2 separate regions of the Mus musculus genome follow, and region 1 is linked to region 2. Evidence: chromatin loops called from intact Hi-C (ENCODE). Cell type or tissue: gastrocnemius. All regions are shown on one strand. Each heading gives the region's core, and the rest is flanking DNA. Links, peaks and the distances in the headings are about the cores only. Region 1 overlaps Adamts4 (a disintegrin-like and metallopeptidase (reprolysin type) with thrombospondin type 1 motif, 4). Region 2 overlaps Mpz (myelin protein zero).

The links. A loop is a pair of places that touch in the nucleus more often than their neighbours do. Peaks named below come from ENCODE experiments on the same cell type or tissue, not always from the same donor. Only the 100,000 strongest peaks of a DNase experiment are listed, where the experiment ranks them.
Region 1: it touches region 2 in a loop (2.0-fold over the local background); 1 of 42 quality-filtered maps calls a loop at or near these places.

Annotation. Positions count from the first base shown.
Region 1 is chr1:171,259,468-171,267,796 of GRCm38, reverse strand. Adamts4 (a disintegrin-like and metallopeptidase (reprolysin type) with thrombospondin type 1 motif, 4) reads right to left here. Exons shown (of 9, transcript NM_172845.3): 9 at 5,530-8,329. Among named protein-coding and RNA genes, the nearest start is that of B4galt3, 6.7 kb to the left of the region's middle. In gastrocnemius, for the core only: a CTCF peak has its summit at 3,537 (motif pointing left); DNase peaks (open chromatin) are centred at 3,906, 4,440 and 4,874; H3K4me3 peaks cover 952 bases; H3K27ac peaks cover 4,799 bases.
Region 2 is chr1:171,160,186-171,168,514 of GRCm38, reverse strand. Mpz (myelin protein zero) reads right to left here. Exons shown (of 6, transcript NM_001315499.1): 6 at 7,385-8,329. Among named protein-coding and RNA genes, the nearest start is that of Mpz, 8.8 kb to the right of the region's middle. In gastrocnemius, for the core only: a CTCF peak has its summit at 4,122; no DNase peak of the experiment used is centred there; H3K4me3 peaks cover 7 bases; H3K27ac peaks cover 289 bases.

The sequences.
Region 1 (8,329 bases), core at 296-8,295, 99 kb before region 2:
GGCTGGCCTCGAACTCAGAAATCCGCCTGCCTCTGCCTCCCAAGTGCTGGGAAAAGTATTAGTAGGCAGCATATTTTTTATTCTAAACATTAATAGTGAACACAAAATAGGAATTGAGTAGAAGCTCTGGTTTTTTAGCTTAGGGCTTAGTTTTTGGAGGTGGGGCGGTCAGAGAACGACTTTGTGGAGCTGATCCTCTTCCACTTTTACCTGGGTTCCAGGGTTAACTGAGGTTGCCGGGTTGACATCCTCGGTAGCAAGTACCTTTAAGGGACTGAGCCACTTCACTGGCTTCACACTCGTTCTTCTGGCTGGGAGGGGGGGTGGCTGTCGGTTTGTTCGACTTGTTTTTGTTTTTTGGAGGAGCTCACGTTAGCAGAAGAGTCAGACGTACACAGATTATTGGTATGTGGGTTTTTTTCCCCAGAGGATCCTCTCCCGAGACTGCTCCACTGGTGCTTCCTTCTTGTTGTTGGGGCTGCTTCTGTTTCCTTCATTTTGTTCTGAGATGGGGGTCTCCTGTGGTCTAGGCTAGCTTGGAATAACTGGTCCCCTTGCCTCTAACCTTCAGGGCTGACATTACAGACGTGTGTCAGCAGACTCAGCCACTCTGTTTTTCTGTTTCCGGTTTGGTTTGGTTTCATCTACAGGTGATCCCATCTGACCTGGTGTTCTGCCTCAGCCTCTTGATTTCTGGGAATTATAGGCATGAGCCACTATATCTGGCAGGTAGGGTTCTATTCTTGCAAAACTGACTTTCATGCTCTATTATTATTATTGTTAATTATTATTATTATTATTTGCTTGATTTAGGTGTGTGCATAGTGGCACAGGTATGTGCATGCATGTAGATGTAGTGAGAATTTTGGTTTCTTTAAAAAAACACAGAAATATTATGGGAATATGTGTGTTCAGTTTTAATCCCAGGTGTGGGAGAGGAAGGAGAGAAAGGGAAGGGAAGGAGGGGAAGGGAGAGGAAGGGAGCCATTTCACAGCAGGTGACTATGGGTTGCCTTGAGCTCTAACAGGGAAGTGGTCTTGCCAGCTGCAGATGGTTTCTGAGAGTGTGTGACATTTGGAATTCTGGAGGGTCTATAAATGCTAGAGCCCTGATAGACGGGGCTAGTTGCTGTTAGTTTCGGTTTATTAAATCGTCATGCACAAAGAAGAAACAAGAAGAAGAAATTAGATATCTTGACAGCAAAGATCAAACTTGCCCCAAGGACTCCACACCCCTAATCAGCAGGAAGTAGTATAACAATGTTATCACTGCATTTCCCACCCTTGGCTTTATTTGGGGATTTCCTTCTCTCTGTCTCACCTCTATCCTTCTTTCTCTTCTATCTAGTGTTAGGGGGTTAAAAGGGGAGAAGAGGGGTGGGAAAGGGTGGAAGAAAAAAAGGACCCACAAAGTAGTCAAAAGTCTAGTTACATGTGGAGGCTATTTTAGTGACAATTTTGGAGTTTTGGTTCCTTTAAAAGAACACAGAAATATTATAAGAATATATGTTTTTGTTTTAATCCCAAGTGTGGGGATGTGGGGGCTGCTTCAAAGCTGCTGACTATGATTTGCCTTGTGCTCTATCAGAGGTGTTATTTTGCCAGCTGCAGATGGTTTCTGCGATTGTGTGACATTTGGAATTCTGGAGACTTTTCAGAGGGTCTATAAATGCTAGGGCCCTGAAAGGCAGGGTGGGTGGTTGTTGGATATGGTTGTTGGATGTGGCTTGTTAAGTTGTCATGTATAAAGAAGGAAGAAGAAGAAAGAGGAGGAGGAGGGAGAGGGAGAGGAAGAGGAGAGAGGAAGAGGGAGAGGAAGAAGAGGAAGGGAGAGGAAAAGAGAGGAAGGAGAGGAAGGGAGAGGGAGGAAGGGAGAGGGAAGACGGAGAAGAAGGGAGAAGAAGAAGAGGAGAAGGAAGAGGAGGAGGAGGAGGGAGGAGAGGAGGAGGAGGAGGAGGAAGAGGAAGAGGAAGAGGAAGAGGAAGAGGAAGAGGAAGAGGAAGAGGAAGAGGAAGAGGAAGAGGAAGAAGAAGAAGAAGAAGAAGAAGAAGAAGAAGAAGAAGAAGAAGAAGAAGAAGAAGAAGAAGAAGAAGAAGAAGAAGAGATTATATACCCAGAATGTGAAGATCAAACTTACCTCAATGAAACTCAACACCCCTAATAAGCAAGAAGTAGTTTGATGATAGCATCACCCCCTTTCTGACCCCTGACTTTATTCAGGGTACTCTTTCCTTTCTCCTCTATCCTTTTTTCTCTCCTATGTAGTGTTAGGGGGTTGGAAGAGAAGAAAAAGGGTGGAGAAGGGTGGAAGAAAGCAGCACTCACAAAGCAGCTACAGAGGCTGTAAGTCAGCTCTGGGCATTGTTCCTTAGGAGCTATTTACATTGTTTGGTTCTGATTTTTTAAAAATAATTAGGTTTATTTTTCATGTATGAATGTTTTGTCTTCATGTATGTATGCCACATGCATGCCTGGTACCCACAGCAAGCCAGAAGAGGGTCTTGGAGCCCCTGGAATTAGAGTTACAGGTGGCGGTGAGCCACTATATGGGTGCTGGGAATCAAACCCCAGTCTTCCGCAAAAACTGGGCCATCTCTCCAGCTCTCATTAGAATATTTTTATTTTATGTGTGTGTGTTCACTTGCCTATATGCCTGCCTATGTATGCATGCATACTAAGTGGTGCCTAGGGCCTGGAAAAGCCAGAGAGGCCATCAGGTCACCCAGAATCGGAGTTACAGATGCTTGTAAGTTGTGGTCTTCAAGAGCATTTAGTACCACTAAACCATCACACCATCACACACCATCACATTTCTTCTTTCTTTCTTTCTTTCTTTCTTTCTTTCTTTCTTTCTTTCTTTCTTTCTTTCTCTCTTTCTTTTTTTTTTTTTTTTAAAGATTTATTTATTATATGTAAGTACACTGTAGCTGTCTTAAGACACTCCAGAAGAGGGCGCCAGATCTCGTTACGGATGGTTGTGAGCCACCATGTGGTTGCTGGGATTTGAACTCAGGACCTTCAGAAGAGCAGTCAGTGCTCTTACCCGCTGAGCCATCTCGCCAGCCCCCCTTTCCCTCTTTCTTTCTCTCTTTCTTTCTCTCTTTCTTTCTCTCTTTCTTTCTCTCTTTCTTTCTCTCTTTCTTTCTCTCTTTCTTTCTTTCTCTCTTTCTTTCTCTCTTTCTTTCTCTCTTTCTTTCTTTCTTTCTTTCTTTCTTTCTTTCTTTCTTTCTTTCTTTCTTTCTTTCTTTCTTTCTTTCTTTCTTTCTTTCTTTCTTCCTTTCTTTCTTTTGATTAGATCTTTCACTGAAACCTGGGATTTGCTATGTAGGCTAGACTAGCTGGCTAGCTACTTTTAGATCTACCTGCCCCACCCCCAAGTGCTAGGATTCAAGTATATATCTTGTGGGCTGGAAAGATGGCTCAGTGGTTAAGAGCCTTGGCTGCTCTTCCAGAGATCCTGAGTTCAATTCCCAACAACCACATGCTGGCTCACAACCATCTCTCCTGGGATCTGATGCCCTCTCCTGGCATACAGGTGTACATGCAGATAGGTAGAGCACATACAATAAAATCCTAAAACAACAAGTACGTGTGGCATGCACCTTGCCAGCGGAACTGCCTCCTTAGACCCTTCTTTTCTACTTTTTAAGGCAGGGTCTTCTTCATCTTTTTTCTTTTGTTCATTTTGTTGGTTTGGTTTGGTTTGGTTGTTTGTTTGTTCTTTGTTTTGAGACAGAGTTTCTCTGTGTAGCCCTGGCTTTCCTGGAACTCACTTTGTAAACAGGATGGCCTTGAGCTCAGAGATCCACCTGCCTCTGCTGCCTTTTAGTGCTAGATAAAAGCCAGCACACCTGGCTTGAGTCAGAGTCTTCTTACGTAGCTGGGGCTGGTCTTGAGTTCCTGGCAGGTCTCCATCCTCAACTTCCTGAGTGCTGGGATTACAGTAATAGTAATATACCACCACACCCAGCAGGGTTTTTTCTCTTATTCACTTCCCCTGTCCTCTCTCCTCTCTTTCTCCTCTTCTCCTCCACTTCTCCCAGCCCCTGTTCTCTTTCATGAATATTTGTATATGCATTATCAAGAGAATGTGCCTAACATCATGTCTCTATCAGGATGTGTGTGTGTGTGTGTGTGTGTGTGAAAAATGTGTGTCACTGTAAGAGCTTATATGGCTTTTTGTTAGTTAAAGACTATAATAGATGCTTAAATACACTTCCACCCCTCCTCCTTTCCTCCCCAAGGCTAATTAAGAGCTTGGAGCCTGTCCCCATATAAGGTCCTGTCTGGGGATGTTGTTGAACATTGTTGCTCCCCCTCCCCCTCTGACTCCCCTTTTTCTGAGCATATTTTGAGCTGATAGTTTCCTCCAGCTGTCAGCTGGTTGCTCTTGCTGCCAAAGATTTTGGCTTCTCACCCCCCCCCCGCCCTGCGCTGCCCCCACTCCCCTCCCCCCAGCAACAGTCAATGGGGAAGGTATTCAATTGGCTCAGGAACATCATTCTCATAGCCAATAAAATGTTAATCCTTTGAATCCATGCCCTCATCCCTCCCTCCCTGACAAGCTCTGACCAATGAGATACTGCTTCTATCATTGTCAATCTGGTATGTCAGAGAGAGAGAGAGAGAGAGAAGAGAGAGAGAGAGAGAGAGAGAGAGAGAGAGAGAGAGAGAGAGAGAGAGAGAGAGAGAGAGAGAGAGAGAGAGAGAGAGAGAGAGAGAGAGACTGCTGTATGGGAAGGACAGAGAGAAGCGGAGCTAGAGTTCATGTAGAAAAACAAATACCCGTTCTCCAGCACTTTGCAGAAACCCTGGCTCTCCCACCGCCACCACCAAAATAGTGATTGGACGAAAGCCCAGATTTCCTCTGCTCTAACCACAGAAGTGAGAATGTCAGAGGCAGGCAGGCGGGGGTTGAGGAAATTGATCAGAATCCTGCCCTGCTACAGCCGCCTTCCCAGCTCAGCTGAGTCCTCATGCATAGATAGCATTTGCCTCATGAGAGAGTCTGAACTCTACTTAAACTTCTTCAGGGGACACACCCCTTGTCAATCACTGCCTCTTCTTTGTCAAGTCTCTCCCTGTCCCTCCTCTCATCTTTACAGATACCCGAGCAGTTCTGGCACCCTCCCCTCTCTTCTTGTTTGCCCTCTTCCTGCTCTTGCTTCTATACCACATCGTAAGCTCAAAGCTACAGAGGCAGTGCTTAGACGAACTGGAGACTGAGCTCCTCCTGGTCCAAAGACAGAGAGATATATTCCCTCATCTCCACTTCTAGCAAAAACTTGTTGGACTCTTGACTTCAGGATAGCTGTTATGTGGAACTTATATTCTGGCCCTGGAGGGGTGGAACAAGGAAGATCGTTCCTTGAAAAGGTCAGGTGTTGCCCAGCATTGAGAACTGGGATACTCATCTTTTTGAAGAGCTAACTGTCTCTGACCCTCTTTCACTATACAAACCCACCCACTTCATCAACCAACCAACCATTAGTCAATCAATCAATCAGTCAATCATCACAGAAGTGGCCATTAAACTCAATGTTTTTTAATTTTTCTTTATTTATTTACACTTTGTGGATATCAGTGTTCTGTCTGCATGTATGTCTATGCACCACGTGCGTGCCTAAGTACCCACAGAGAACAAAAGGGAGTATTGATTCCCTGGAACTGGAGTTGCAAATGGTTGTGAGCTGCCGTATGGGTGCTGGCACTCAAACTCAGGTTCTCTGGAGGAGCAGCCAGTACTCTTAACGGCTGAGCATCTCTCTAGCCTTCAAAATTCTCTACCTCCTCCTCCTCCTCCTCCTCCTCTTTTTTTTTTTAAAGATTTTATTTATTTATATGAGTACATAGTCACTGTGTTCAGACACACCAGAAGAGGGCGTCAGATCTCATTACAGATGGTTGTGAGCCACCATGTGGTTGCTGGGAATTGAACTCAGGACCTCTGGAAAAGTGGTCAGTGCTCTTAACCTCTGAGCCATCTCTCCAGCCCCCTCCTCTTTTGAGACAAAGTTCCATGTAACCAAACTGGCCTTTATGCTATGATGTTGCCACGGAGGATAGCCTTGAAATTCCGACCCATCTGTTTCTACCTCCCAAGGAGAAAATTTCTTCGTGCCAGTAAGAACCCTACCTGGTGAACAAAGTGGTTTTTCTTTAAAATAACATATGACAGTGACTTACAAAGTAAATTGCCAAGAACCTCAAAGAAATGTGAGAAGCGTTACCATAATGACCCACTTCCCAAAGCCCAAATCACGTTCCTCCTTCCTGAGCCCTGGTGCTCAGGTACAAGGCTCAAGCTTCACAAAGTCCATTTTGCCTTTATCTTATAGCTCCTCAGACTGACCCTTGACTCTCTTTGTGGACATGTGCTGCACAACCTCCCCCCTCCCCCAGGATGCAGTGTGAGCTCTTTAAGGACACGGCCGTATATCATTTGTGTTTTACCTTCACTTCAACAAAGCTCTGCTTGTACCGTGAGTTCATAGTATTAAGTTCCATAAACATACTGTTGGTCCAATCTTACCACTGAGATGAAGCAACTGAAGATGCCACTGTCCTGTTGCTGCCTCCCCCTGCCTGGTTGGTAGAAGCACCACAAGGCCCACATCAGAGAGCAAGCATGGGAGTGAGAGCAATGCACGCTAAAGAGAGGAGTGTAGCCAGCCCTTCCCTCAAGCCTGCAGAGAGAGCAGCCACTGTGCTTGCTGGTGTAAGGCACAGAGCACTCTACAACGCTCTGCCCTGCCTCGTTTAGAACTTGACCAGCCAAGCCTGGTCCCAATGAATACAGCACACAAACAGCCTTGCCCTCTGTGCCTGCCTCTCCCCCTCTCACCCCTACTCTCCTTTGGCAGAGCAAGATGCCTTTAGTGTCTCCACAGTCCACCCTCACCTCAGGGTCTTCCTAACCTACAGCTCCTTCCTACCTCAGCATTCAGTCCCTTCCACAATCCTAGAAGCTCTGCATTTGCCACTTAGCATGTGAAATTCTCCACTGACACTTTCGCCAGTCCCTGACGCACATAAGACTGACTAGGTTACCCCTCAAGGAAGGGAGATCCATTTCAGCCAGTGCTGGTCCTCGCATTCCGCCACCACTGGACAGATTGACAGATGGCTCCACTCTTGTAGGATTTTTTTTTTTTTTTTTGGCTTTGCTTTGCTTTGTTGATTATTAGGCAATACCAGACCACATCCTGTTCCTCTCATTGAATTCCATTCCTAGATGTTGGTTGGGCTTACTTTGATTGATTCTGGAGTCACTGTCCCAGTCTGTCACCACAAAGGTCACCTCTCCTGTTACAACGGCCTTTACTGTTTGAAAATCCTTGAGCACAGAGCAATGCTGTCAGAGCAGTTATTACTGGCCCCATTCCACAGACTTGTACTCCAAGGTCACTTATCAGCACTTGCCCAACATCACCCAGGTAATAAGATGCTGAACCCTAACTCAAGTTCAGATCCACCAGCTCCTGGAATGCCAGGATGCTATTACATCATCCCTTCTCTGCCCCTTCCGCCATTCTTACAACTAAGCTCCTGTTTGTGTCCAGGGAGTTGTTGGGTTCTGTTCTTGTACCTTCATGTTCTTGTTGACTATCTTTGCCAAGTGTTTATTATGTCTGCTGCAGGTGCTTACGTGCCTACAGAAGTAATAGACAAGATGGCCATCTGAGAGTCTGAACTCTCTCCAAATCCTAAACAGGGTCCTGCCAACCGAAGGTCCTGAGCCTGGGACTAAAGATAGGCACAAGTGACATGAATCCTTGTGGACTTCGAGTGCCTGGCAGAGCCTCTGTGGAGGGTGACTGGGAGAACAAGGACCACAGGAGCAGCAGCTGCCATTCCTTGAGCACCTACTGAGTGAGAGGCTCTATGCTAGTTCTTTATTAACATCATTTAATCCTTACAACCAATTTCTAAGGGATTATTATTGGCACATGAGAAAACTAATGCTCAAAGATGCGGGGCCAGAATATAACCCACATTTGTCTGACTCCAAAAAGAGCATATAAATAGCAAACTTCAATTTAAAAACACAATCATCCCTTACTCCCTGAAGGCAGTCCTACCTTTGACTTTCCTTTTCCCAGAAAAAAAAAAAAATTAGGGAGAGGAAAGCAGGGCAGGTTGTACCTCATACATAAACACACACACACACACACACACACACACACACACCACTCATATTTGTCACCAACACCCTGGATTTCATAGCTAGGTTAGGGCTATAATGGGTGAGTTTCCCCAAGACCCTAGTCCCCTTTCCTGGTGCTAAATAAAAATGAATAAATACCAAATAAATACAACTAGGGCCCAG
Region 2 (8,329 bases), core at 62-8,061:
TGACCCTGTAAGCAGAGGACCCAAGCTTGGCTCCTAGTTTCTACCTGGGGCAGCTCACAACTGCCTATAAGTTCAACTCTGATGGCCTCTCATGGCCTCTGTGAGCACTCTCAAGTGTGTGCCCAAGCGTGTGTGCGCGCACGCGAGAGCACACACACACACAGACAGAGACAGAGAGACAGAGAAAGAGCAACAGAGAGAGACAGAGAGACTCCTGGAAGGTAATGGGATCCTTCAATAGCAGTTAGAAATTACTCAGCCTTACCTCCTGGGCCATTTGTGCAGGGTCAAATTTGAATTGAATTCTGAGGACAGCTCACAATCCTGAGGTAGTAAATTTTAGAACATTTGTCTTCTTTGACACACGCTACTTGGGGTGAGGCACCAGAAGCCACTAGGGGTTGCTCTCTAATTGTCTAAGGAATTACAAGTCAGTGGGTCGGGCTCCAGTGAGTTAGGCTCTGTCAGCTAGAAAGTGGAGTTTGCCTTTTCTGTGTGGCATTTTTTGACTCTTCATTTCTTTACCACATCACTTACCATGTCCCTACTCCAGACTTCCCTCCTGGCGCTTTCTCAGCTCTGCAGGGGTAACAGCTGGGGTTGCAGTCCTGACAAAGCAGAAGAGTCCTGAGATCTTATGAGCCTGGGATATACTTTCCCAAGGCCCAGACAAGGAGAGATCTAGGCCCAGGGGTTGGGGTGGGGCTAAGAATGGAGGGGGTGGGGGTGGTGTGGGATTCAGGCAGTTAAAGAGAAGCTTTTCTCTCTGGTCAGTCTTCGGAGCCTGCTCTCAGAGACTTCATGATATTTCAGGATAGGATTGCACTGATCTTGCCTCAGTGTTCAGCTTGCTCCTTTCACTTCCTGGCTTCTTCTTCTTCAGGAATCTCTGCCTGAGATCCTTCTAGGAGCTGTCTGTCCTTCCAGCCTTAGCATCTCCTTGCTGAGTTTTCCTTATAGTGAGAATTCGGGAATTTTGGATCCTTACCAAAAAAAAAAAAAAAAAACCCACAGAAATATTATAAGAATATGTTTTTGTTTTAACCCCAGGTGTGGGATTTGGGGCTGCTTCAGACTGTCCCCAGCAGCTGACTGTGATTTGCCTTGTGCTTTGGTGGGTGTATGATTTTACCAGCTGCAAATAGTTGTGTGGCATTTGGAATTCTGGGGACTTTTTCAGAGGGTGTATAAATGCTAGGGGCAGAGTGGGTTGTTGGTTGTTCATTGTTGGTCACAGTTTGTTAAGTAGTCATGTGCGAAGAAGAGGAGGAGAAGGAAGAGGAGAAGGAGGGGGAGGGGAGGATTAAGAGGAGAAGGAAGAGGAGAAGGAGAAGAAGAAGATGGAGAGGAAGAAAAAGAAGAAGAAGAAGAAGAAGAAGAAGAAGAAGAAGAAGAAGAAGAAGAAGAAGAAGAAGAAGAAGAAGAAGAAGAAGAAGAAGAAGAAGAAATAATTAGATATCCTGAATTAGACATCCTGATGTCAAATATCAAACTTGCCCCAAGGAACTCAACTCCTCTAATCAGCAGGAAGTAGTCTAATGATAAAATCACCCACTTTCTGCCCCTGACTTTCTTTATTCAGGGAACTCTTTCCTTTTTCCTCTAGCCTTTTTTTTTTCTCCCTTATCTAGTATTCAGAGATTGAAATGGTGGGGGAAAAAAAGGGTGAAGGGTGGAAGAAAGAAGAATCCACAAAGTAGCAAAGACCCACTACAAGTGGCAAGCAGATGTGGAGCTAGAATGAGAAATTTGATTTCAAATGCCAGTAGAGAAAACAGCAGAGGATGGGACTAGAGAGATTGCTCTCAGCAGCTAAGAGCACTGACTGCTCTTCCAGGGGTCCTGAGTTCAATTCCCAGTAACCACATGGTGGCTCACAACCATCTGTAATGGGGTCTGAAGCTCTCTTCTAGTGTGTCTGAAGACAGCTACAGTGTACTCATATACATACAATAAATAGATACACCTTTTTAAAAAACAGCAGGGGATGAAGGGATGTATATTCTTTTTCTTTCAAAATGCCAACTACATTTCTTTATTTCTGATACTGTTGGCAGAGATAGTGGCTCCTGGTGGCTTCCTTGTCCCTGACACATGTTCAACGTCTGCGAATCAGTCCTCATTGGATTCATTCTAATTAGCTGCTGTCAGCTTTGTTTTTCATAAACACTCTAAATGTAGTCCCTGTTGTCTGTGCTTTTCTGGAAATTGAGAGTTTGCGGGTGAGGAGTTTTGCTTTCTATAGTGTTAGGTATCACTGGTGATCTTTTTGGTTAAGTGGCAGCAGGTCTGACTCTTGATCTAAAAAGGCAAGGGACTCGTGGTCCATAGAGAGGCAGAAAGTTATGCTGGTCACAAAGCAAGAGCTTCCTCATTTTCTCCCTTGACATTGGCCCCTAGAAGCCATGCTTAAGAGAGTACTGGCAGCCCGTGTTCCCCCCTCAGGCTTTGAGCTTCCTTTAGAGTCCATTTATCATGAAGACTGTCGATCAGTTTGAGATAGCTGAGACTGTAAAAGTAAAGAGGCTCCATTTGGGGGTCTTAGGAAATGCAGTCAAAGAGCCATATCTGGACAGCATTGCATGTGTATTCTCAAAGACAGGAGGAAAACAGTGGCTTATGTAAGCAAATGGTACTGATTTATTGCAAAGCAGTAAAAATTCCTTTCTAGGAAAAGTCTATAGCATGCTGGGAAATAACTAGGATGATGTGACTAACAGAAGACAAAGGATGTGTATAATAAAAATGTCCACAGAATGGGAATCTGACCTTTAGAAACATAGTTTGAGTCTCCGAGCATGATGTCATTGCTGGTATTTCCAGAAGCCAGCAGTCAAATGGTGAAGGTGGCCAAAAGCTCACACACTTAGAAACCAGTGTGACAGATAGGTGCATGAATCCCGTCCCTCAGTGTCCTCTTAGTGCTAGGTCCTGAGTTCTAGTCTTAGTTCAGTGACCATTGTGCCTTGGCAAAGTTAATAAATGTCTCCATGACTCAGTGTCCTCATTTGTCAAGGGGGGAGGCTGTGTCAGAATCTAAGGATGCAATGGACCAATGACCAGGTCAGCTGTGATTATTCTTTGCTGGGTTGAATTCTGTTGACTTAGAAGGTTTCATAGTTAGGGCCCTCTGAGATCTTCATTCCCTAGGTTGGGGTGATACTTGAGTCTCATGCTACAGATAGGCCATGAGAGGTAAGAGAGACTTGTAAAGTACCCCTGTGGCTCAGTCCCCTTTCCAGGCACTTTCACACATATTAACTCATTTAATTTTTTTTTTTTTCTGAGACAGAGTTTTTCTGTGTAAAAGCCCTGGAACCCATTCTGTAGACTAGGCTGGCCTTGAATTCACAGAGATCCAGTTGCCTTTGCCTCCCATGTGCTGAGACTGAAGGTGTGTACCACCACCATCCTCTAGCTCATTTACATTCTTGTAATGGTCCTGGTATCTCCATTTTACAAGTGAAGAAAGTGAGCCACTGAGATACTAAATAACCAAAGCAAATCAGTAGTTGAAGTAGGGGTAGAACTCAGGTGGTCTGACTCCTGAATTTGTGGTTTTTATATGACACAGATAAACTAAAGGTTGATTGTCAAGGATGCTGTCCAGCCTGATTTAGAAGGCAGAGGGGTGGGGCAGGCCCCTCTTTAACTGAGCTCCGGAATACCTATTTGGTCCTGCATAGCAGACACGTAAGATCTAGACCCTCTTTCTTTCTTCTTGGGAGGACCCCAACCTGGCTTTACCTGACTCCCAGATTTCTAACAATGTCTCAATCTCATCCAGATGCCTCTTCTGCTGCTTTGGGGAGTGTGTGGCTAGGCTCTCTGAAGTTAAAAGTAGTTGTAAGTGAACTAGATAGATAAACGGGGCTCAGAAGAGCTGATGTGGCTAGAGAAAGAGAACCAATAGGAGGCTCGAGACACTGGCTAGATTCTTTCTCCATCCTTATAGGCAGGCCTCAGGCCTTATTTACACTTCTAAGGAGTTCTCTCAAGGCTAGGCTGATCTACAGAGTTCCAGGACAACTAGGGCTCCACAGAGAAACCCTGTCTCTGTGTACCGGACAGTTGTGGGGTGGGGGAAGTTCTCAACAGAAAGGTATACTGCCCTCTAGGGAAAGTTTCAAGAATCTGTGGGAGGTTTTTTGTTTCTTGGTTTGTTTTAGTAATCTTTTTTTTTTAAACAATTATACATAGTAGTTATGTATAACTGGTAGTTATGAGTCCAGAGAAAAGTAAGTATGCTAGACAATAATACAATGACCTAGACAATGCAAAAGAACTATTCTATACCCTTTAAACGTCTCACAGGGGCCATCGCAGCAGTTAAGGGCATTCACCTAGGATGCTAATGACTGAGTTTTAGCTCCTGAAGAGTCTGAAGTCAGCCTAGGCTATAATGTAAGTTCAAGACCAGCCAGGACACAGAGTGGGACCCTGTCTCAGACACACTAATGAATAAACAAAGCTCCATCTAAATTGGGGAAAGAGGCCGGATAGATGGTTCATGGGTAAGAACACGTGTTGATCTCTAACTCTAGTTTTAGGTGATGTGATGCCCCCTTTTAAAGGCATAGGTGGGCAATAGGTACTTGTATGTACATATACATACAAGCAGGCAAAAAAACCTCATACACACAAAATAAATAAGTCTAAAAGCAAAACTTCAAAAATAGCAAGTTAAGGGGAAGAAAATATTCATCTCTAATTGACTGTAACCTTGTGGAAATTTTAGCATTAATATGGGAATAAACCCACAATGTGTGGAATAAACCAAAGAGAATATTGCACTCTCTGCTATAAAGTTAATTCATGGGCTGGAGAGATGGCTCAGCAGTTAGGAGCACTGACTGCTCTTCCGAAGATCCTGAGTTCAAATCTCAGCAACAATATGGTGGCTCACAACCATCCGTAATGAGATCTGATGTCCTCTTCTGGGGTGTCTGAAGACAGCTACAGTGTACTTACATATAATAAACAAATAAATAAATCTTTTTAAAAAGTTAATTCATGCATTTCTCAAATTGATAAAAACAACAAAAAGCAGAAGAATCTATCTCAAGGAAGCCAAGTGGTAAACCATCACCAAAGAGAGGAAATGGTTGATCATGCTGAACACTGCCAAGAGATGGCAAAGACTCAAAAGTGACCACTGAGTTTGAACAACAGGAGCTAGTGCTGTGGCTCAGTGGCAGAGTGCTTGGCTCAAGTGCACAAGACCCTAGGCCAATAATACGCACCACACACAAACAGTACACACACACACACACACACACATACACACACACACTATGCTATTCTACAAGCATACTTAGCATGGACATCACTGATGCCCTTTGAGGAAAGCAATTTTAGTGGAGTGATGGCCATGGTTGTAGTGGGCTGGGAGGAGACCGTGAAACATAGTGCAGATACTCTACCAGATCAGACATGTTCAAATGGCTTTATCAGACAGTGAAGTAGAAAAAAGAGGCTGTAGATAGAGGTGAAGGTATGGGAGCTATTAAAATGCATTATAATTTCCCCATCACTACCAATTCACTTGCAGATTTTGTTTATAATATTTATTATAATGTTTTCTGCCAATGAAGAGGATAAAATCTGAAGTATTTCCTGGGTGAGTTTTAGATTTTCTGTGTTGTTTAAAGGTCTTCTTCTTGTAGAGTTTAAGCAAGTGCCCTCTTAAGAATGTGCCCTCTCTCTTGGCTCCTAGACTGGCCTTGAATTCAAAGCAATCATTCTGCCTCATTCCCCCAAAAGTGATAAAATTGCAGTCATCTGGCAACTTGCCAGACTTTTCATGATGACCTCTTATTTAAGTATTGGTGTGTGTGTGTGTGTGTGTGTGCATGTGCATGTGCGTGTGCGTGTGCGTGTGTGTGTGTGTGTGTGTGTGTGTGTGTGTGTGATGTAGTAACACAGCCTGCTACTGACTCCATTCTCAGTTCTTCTCATGTGTGTTTGTTTAGAGTGACTGCTTGGGGCTATAATTCTGTTTTGTGTTTTAAACAAGGTCTTGTTCTGTAACCCCAGCTAGCCTTGAACTCCTAGAAATCCCTTTACTGTCCAGCTTTCTGAACGCCAGAATTATTGTAATGTACCAACACACATTTTTACATTTTATTTCTTATATCATGTGAAATAAAATCTTAGTTTCCGTCCAGACATTATGTCTGATTCTTTTGAGCAGCTGGAGAGATAGCTCAGCAGTTTGTTAGTGCTCTTGCAGAAAACCCACATTCAGGTCCCAACACCCACATCAGGTAGCTTACTATGACTAATAATAAATCTAATGCTCCCCCACACCTGCCTCCAGAAGAAGCGGTTACATTTTCCCACAATCATCTAAAGATTCCAGGATATATCTAAATTGACGTTATCCACAAACTGGCTAGTCAGGTATTAATAATATATAGTCAGGTATTAATAATATATCTAAAGTAGAGAACAAACGGAAGTTGTTGCTTTTGAAACAGGGTCTCTTGTAAACCTGGCTGGCCTTAAACTGTTATTTACTATTTAGTTAGAACTGGTCTTGGACTTCTGATCTCCCTGACTGTACGTTCTAAGTGCTGAGATTATAGGTATGCATTGCCATGTTCAACATCAAGTTCTCTGCGTGTATATTTGTAAGCAGGAATGAGATTTGTACTAGTTTATAAAAGTGCACTCCTCTTTATTGTATTTGTACGAGTGATTCTCCTACACATAAGTCTGTGTACCACCTGTATGCCTGTTGCCCACAGATGCCAGAAAAGGACATCAGATCCCCTGAAACTGAAGTTACCGATGGTTGTGAGTCTCCGTGTGGGAGCTCTGACCCATCTCTCCATCCCCTAACGTATACCCCCTTAGGCAAGACAAGGACCACTTTTAAGGACCTGACCCTTAATAAGTTAGTCATATGTTATAATATGCACAACTGAGCTTATAGCTTATAAAGGTTTCCATACACTGTCTCTTACTTGATTCTCACGGAAGGTCTGGGAATTGCGCAGGGTAGAGAGAATGGTTGCCTGTATTTATGAAGTGCAAAGCAAGCTTAGCAAAGGCAAGTAAGCTTTCTGGGGCAGACACGGCCCTGAGCGGCTGGCATGCTTTAGGATCCAGGTCTTGGTAAAGAACGCTTTTGTGTTTGCACACATGTAAAAGCAGGGCCCGACACAGATCAGGACCCAGCACAAGCTCACCAGATAGCGTTTAATACATAAATGTGCCTGCGGGCCTATTTCAGAGTTCTCCCTATTATGCCACATGGGCCAATACCATAAAATCCAACCTGAAAAAGAAAACCAGCTGATGAGGAAGAAATGTGGCCTGGGGATGAATGACAGCAGGGGAAGGGATTCTTATGAGGATTTGAAAAAGCAAAACGGAGGCAGCAGCTTCTGGAAATGTCAGTGTTTATTAAACATTTAAGGACATTTGGAGATGGTAGGAGAAATATACAGAATGTAGAAAAGTCCTAACAGTCCACTGTGCCCGGGGGTGTAGCCACTTCCTTTCCTTCCCATTCTCGCTGGCGTTTCCTGTTCTGATTATTTATTTTGAAGACATTTCTTAAAGCCCCCTACTGCACCCCTGACCTGTGAGGATCCATTTTTTTTTCTTTCCTTCCCCAAATCTCGGAGTCCCAGAACTGTGCTCCGTAGTGGTCAGAGGGCATCGATTATGCGCTGCTTGCCTGCCTGGCTCTCCAGTAAAGACTTAGTGGGGAACTGCAAAAGCCACATGACGTCATTGGTCCTCGGTCATGGGGCCGTGGGCTCAGGTAAACAAACGAAAGAATGGATGGGCAAATAAAAAATACTCAGCAACCTAAATAAACCCTGATGGAGAGTCTGCTCTGCACGATGTGGATTTGAGCCCGAGGACAGAGTGTGGAGCTGGGCCACCAGAAGGTAGGAAAGGGAGAGCAGGAAGGAGCCAGGGGATCAGCTGGGGGGGGGGGCGGGGGGGGGAGAGATGGGAAGGCCAAGTGGCCTGGAGTTGGGCAGAGGCTATCAAGGTCCCTTTCTTCTCGGTGTCTGAGAGACAGGCACCAAACACACAGCCCTTGGGGCAGGCGAGGAGTAGGGTTAGTCCCTAGGCTCCTGGAAAGCCGAGGGGTAAAGGCGAAGGAGGAGTACAAGACTTGGAAAGGAAGGTTGGAATGAAACTTTACATCTCATTGGGAGGTAAGGGCAGGGCAGGGCTGAGGAGCAAGAGGAAAGCACCTAGACCCGGGAAAAAGAGGAGCCTAGGTCCCCTGCTCTGACAGGGCCTGGATGTGACGGTCACTTGTCCGAGTCCAGGCCCATCATGTTCTTGAGGGCGTTCTTGAGGC